2 separate regions of the Mus musculus genome follow, and region 1 is linked to region 2. A link is a loop called in an ENCODE intact Hi-C map of the cell type or tissue named here. Cell type or tissue: heart. All regions are shown on one strand.

Region 1 (2,500 bases), 67 kb after region 2:
CTCTTCCCCCTTTCTCCACATGGTCATGGCCAGCCTCTACTTCTCTACTCTCTCTCCCTCTCTGCCTCTACTACCCTCTCAACTCCCCTCCCCATGCCCTAAATAAACTCTATTCTATACTCTACCATCTGGTGACTGGTCCCTCAGTGGGAAGGGATGCCTCGGCATGGGCCCGCTGAGGCACCCCCTTCCCCCACACCTTACCACACCCCCATAGAACATACTCTTAGACCTCTTTATCTTTTTATAATCACAACAGATCTGTTACTTTTATGAGTCTATGGTTGTGCTTGGGGGTGGGAGTGTCCAGTCATTATTTAAATCCAAAATAAGATATTGAGTAGCAATGGCTGAATAGACAGAGGTGGTATAAAGGGTGGGCAGCTGGATGTCAGAGCATGGGCCCTGGTCCCCACAAGCAGCCTCTCTCTCCAGTTTCTCTATCACTGTGAAAACAAGGGACAAAGGGCCACCAGAGGCCCCGGGGCCCAGCAAAATGAAGCTGTTAACAAATGTTCATTGCAGGCTGAGCCCTGAGGTCAGACACCTTGAACCCTGTACATCTGCTGTTTGTGAAACCCAGTCGGTTGACTTTCCCATCCTGTTATCAGGGCTGTTAGGGCCATGGTTGAAGTACAAAGTGTTGGCAGGGATCCAGCGTATCTCTCTTCACACATCTGCTGATTGAGCTGGCCTGAAAGGCTGCTCTATCTCTAATGACATTCCCAGGGCTTTTTGGATCCAGCAGAGCTGAAGTGGAGGTGACAGCGAAAGCCGCAAGTGGCAGCTCAGAACGTCCTTCCCCTCCATTGCATCCAACTAGCTCCTTCTGGTTCAAAGACTGTCTCTTCAGTCCATCCCCTACCAGACCCAGCAGCTTCCAAATTAGCAAGCATCTGCCATCCCTGTACCTTCCTTCCCAAAGCGCCTACGACTGCTCTCGTGTCTACGCTGGGCCCCAAGCCAGGCCTTGGCTGTGCGGAGATGGAGCCCGTCCTCAGGTGGCTCACAGATTAGGAGGCAGACAGACATGGAAATCAGCAGGTTTCTTTCCCTGGGTGAGAAAGCCCAGTGGTGCCAAGAGAGCAGAGAACTGGGAAGTGAGACCAAAACCACTAAAACGGAACCTGGCACAGTCAGGGAGAAGGCTTTCTGTAGGAAGGGAGGCTGCAACTGAGTCTGGAAAATTCAATGGGGGAGAAGACAGAGCTACCCAGAGGGCCAGAGGGAGGAGGGAGCTTAGAGGCTTGGAAGAGAGAGTGCCTAGGCTGGGATAGTAAAAAGGAGATCATGAAAGGTCTGATATGTCGAACTGAGGGGCTTGGGGTCACACTGGTAGGAGTTGAGGGTTGGGGTCATCTCTAAGTATCAGAGAGCCCGGTAGCCACGGCTCACTTCAGACGGGAATGATTTATTGAAATAAGTCCAAAGCAGGCATAAGTGGCAGAAGCCACAGATGAGTGATTAGAAAACATATGTCCCCTCTTCTGCTTCCTGTGCTGTTGTCCTTAGTCACGGGCACTGTCTTCACGATCCAGAACAGCTGCTATACTCACCTCCCCCGAGACAGGATGCAGGAGGGGTGGGAAGCCAGCAAAAGGAGACCTCACCACTAAGTATGGCCCAGACACTCTTACTTAGTGCTCATCAGCCAGAACTTCATTACAGTCTCCATATAGCCATAAGGAAGGCTGACCACTTTAGTGGTCTTTATTCGCGGTAGCCCAAACACTGGGACTTCCATTTCTGTAGACACAGAGGAAGTGTTGCCAAAGATCTTTCTACTCTGCTGTGAGGACCAGGGTTACCAGCTTCAGCTAGCCAAGGACACTGAAGACCACAGAGGAGATAGTTCCTGAGTTGTACCTCAGGCGCTCGGTACTGCCCGCCACACTTTAGAAGTGCCAGGAAAGCTATGGAGACCGCTGACCTAGTGCTGAGTGTCACCTCATCAAATCCCACTGCCAGGCTCCCGGGATAGGTGGGTTCACCAGGAGAGACACTGTCCCTAAAGGAGTCTCATGATGACAGACCCCATAGCCTTGTAGATTCAGAAGTGGATCCAGGAACAAGGGGCCGTGAGATCTTCTGGCCCGACCCTACCACGGTGGAGATGTAGAGTCTGAGGCCCAGTGAATTAGCGACTTTTCCTGCTGCTGTGACAAAATACCCCAACAAAAGCAACTTCAGGAAGGAATGGTGTCTTCTGCTTCACAGCGTGATGGGGGTGGGCGTGGTGATACATCAGGGAAACAAGTGTAGCCACTGGAGCTTGAGAAGAGTGGTCACATTGTAGCTGCAAGTCGGGGAAGCAGAGGCGGAGGCAGATGATCCTCAGTCCACTCTCTCTCTCTGGTTCACACCGGCATTTAGGGTGAATCTTCCCATCTCAGTTAACCTAATCTAGAAAGCCTCTCACAGGCATGCCCAGAGATTTTGCTTCCAAGGTGATTTTAAGTCCCATCAAGTTGACAAGACTGACCACCACTCAAGGGTGGGG
Region 2 (2,500 bases):
AAGTCAGAAACACAGGGACATTTTCCCTAACAAGGGACCCCCTCTTTCCTAGGCTCCATCACACCTTGTTCCTGCTACACTAACTCCATGGCACCACCATGGCCACCACCACTCCATCACTTCTCTGACTTCAGCTCTTGCATTCTTGACTCCAGCACACCCAGCCAGCCATCTCCTCAGCATCCATCTCACAAGCAGTGACCCCTGTTCGCTCAGAGGTCTCAGTGGAGAGCAGAAACACTCACATCTATCCCCTGGAACTCTTTAAACTCCTAGCAGCCTGTGCTTGTGTCTCATCACAGATCTGAAATGTCCAGAAAAGGTAAGACAGGATTTGGCTCTTAAGAATGTAAGAGTGGGCTAGGCAGTGGTGGTACACACCTTTAATCCCAGCACTTGGGAGGCAGAGGCAGGCAGATTTCTGAGTTCGAGGCCAGCCTGGTCTAGAGAGTGAGTTCCAGGACAGCCAGGGCTACACAGAGAAACCCTGTCTCAAAGAAACCAAAAAAAAAAAAAAAAAAAAGAGTGGACTGGAGAGATGGCTCAGCAGTTAAGAACACTGACTTCTCTTCCAGAGTTCCTGAGTTCAATTCACAGCAGCCACATAGTGGCTCACAACCATCTGTAATGGGATCTGATGCCTTCTTCTGGTGTGTCTAAAGACAGCTATAGTGCACTCACATACATAAAATGAAATAAATTTTAAAACAAAACAACAAAACATCAGTCTTTCCATCCCATACAAAACCTTACATGTAGGAAAGAAAGGAAGGAAGGAAGGAAAGAAGGAAGGAAGGAAGGAAGATAGGAAGAAAGAAAGAAAGAAAGAAAGAAAGAAAGAAAGAAAGAAAGAAAGAAAGGGAAGGGAAGAAGCCATACTTGAAAGCAAAAGGGAATTGTCAGAGAGCTGAGACAAGATCAAAGAGAAAAGATCAGCAGGACCGTAGAGTAGACAACAGGACCTCATGGAACAAGCTTCACACCCACTCAGGGAGCAAGAGCAGGGCCATTGAGATATTCAGCTGGGAAAGGGGCTTGCCACCAAGCCTAACAACCTGAGTTCAAACCCCAGGGTCCATATGGTGAAAGAAGAGAAGGAACTCCTGCAAGTCGTCCTCTGACTTCCACATGGTCACAATAACGTGTACGCGCGCACGCGTGTGCGCACGCGCACACACACACTCCCAGCCCTTACCATCTATTTGCCTCTCCAGGAGTATGATGCATGGGTCACAGAGAGAAGGGCAATGGCCAGACCAGATGTAGCACTTGGGGTCAGCCACTGAAGGGCCCCAGCTGGCAGAACGCTCTCCTCCTCCTCTCCCCACTGAAAACCAGCCCTTGGCATCAGTTACAGCCAGGCTCACGGCACAGGGTCATGGAATTCTCCACATGAGCACCCATTTAAAACACAGGACACTGAAGGAAAAACTGCCCCGAGAAAGCCAGGAACCTCAATGAACCTCGCTCCCAAGGGTGTGGAGGGAACACCGGTCCTCTCATGAGTGAACGCTAGGGGGCGAGCTCTCCAAGGAAAAAAAATCAGAGGAAGAGGACTGCCAAGGGATTGGCAGAACACACTGCTATCCCTCAGCTCTGGGGATTTGAATATGTAAATATTTATTTTAAATATATAAATACCAAATGCTTTCGCGTGTAATATTTCATTTAATAATGTAGTCAATGCATATGTATAAACACAAGAACTGAAAATTATTTTCCATTACAAACACGCTCAGGTAATAAAATTTTTCACTATAAAAATTCTCAGGTAATAAAAAGGAACCCATGAAGAAGGGTTTAAAAGCAACAGGAATAGAAGAATGTGCCATCGTGCTCCATCGCCAGGTAAGTACCTTGAAATTGGTTGTCTGAACTTTATAGAATAGGATGTCTGAGCCGGCAATAACTTAAGCCCCAAACAAAATCCAAACGGAGGACAGAGAGAAATAAAACTGTGTGGCTGTGTCTCCCGCGGTGTGGGAATGTAGACTCTTGTCTCCTCCCTCTGCAGTTTAGGAGTAGAAATGAACTCCTAGCTGAGCGTGGTCACGATCCAGTGGCAGAACACCAGCAGGGGATGGCTGAACACAAGCCACCACAGTAAAAAGCTACATGAAAGAAAAAAAAAAAATCACTTGAACAATGACCAGGAAGAGAAAGAAAATGAAGTCAATATAAAAAGAGAGGCTACAGGACTAGTGAGTGGCATCTAAAGATTGGTAACTAAGCTGCTATTGGAAAAAAAGAGGGATTTCAAAAATACTTAGAATTCAAAATTGGCAAGTGACCTGGTGTGTGTGTGTGTGTGTGTGTGTGTGTGTGTGTGTGTGTGTGTGTGTGTGTATGTATGTATGTATGTATGTATTTAATGTAGATTGGTGCTTTGCCTGCCTGTATGTGTGCCTGCCTGATGCCAGCAGAGGCCAGAGGAGGGTCAGGTCCCCAGAACTGAAGTTGAAGGATGGTTACAAGCCACCATGTGGGGTGCTGGGAATTG

Evidence for each region. Hi-C counts contacts between places; a loop is a spot of excess contacts. Peaks named below come from ENCODE experiments on the same cell type or tissue, not always from the same donor. Only the 100,000 strongest peaks of a DNase experiment are listed, where the experiment ranks them.
Region 1: a loop joins it to region 2, with 2.7 times the contacts of the local background. A loop is called at or near these places in 9 of 42 quality-filtered maps.

The regions. Positions count from the first base shown.
Region 1 is chr4:45,787,927-45,790,426 of GRCm38, reverse strand. No RefSeq gene overlaps it. Among named protein-coding and RNA genes, the nearest start is that of Aldh1b1, 9.8 kb to the left of the region's middle. In heart, no CTCF peak of the experiment used is centred here; DNase peaks (open chromatin) are centred at 686 and 996; H3K27ac peaks cover 2,351 bases; H3K27me3 peaks cover 332 bases.
Region 2 is chr4:45,854,986-45,857,485 of GRCm38, reverse strand. The region is part of intron 1 of Stra6l (STRA6-like); the gene reads right to left. Among named protein-coding and RNA genes, the nearest start is that of Stra6l, 7.3 kb to the right of the region's middle. In heart, a CTCF peak has its summit at 1,512; no DNase peak of the experiment used is centred here; H3K27me3 peaks cover 690 bases.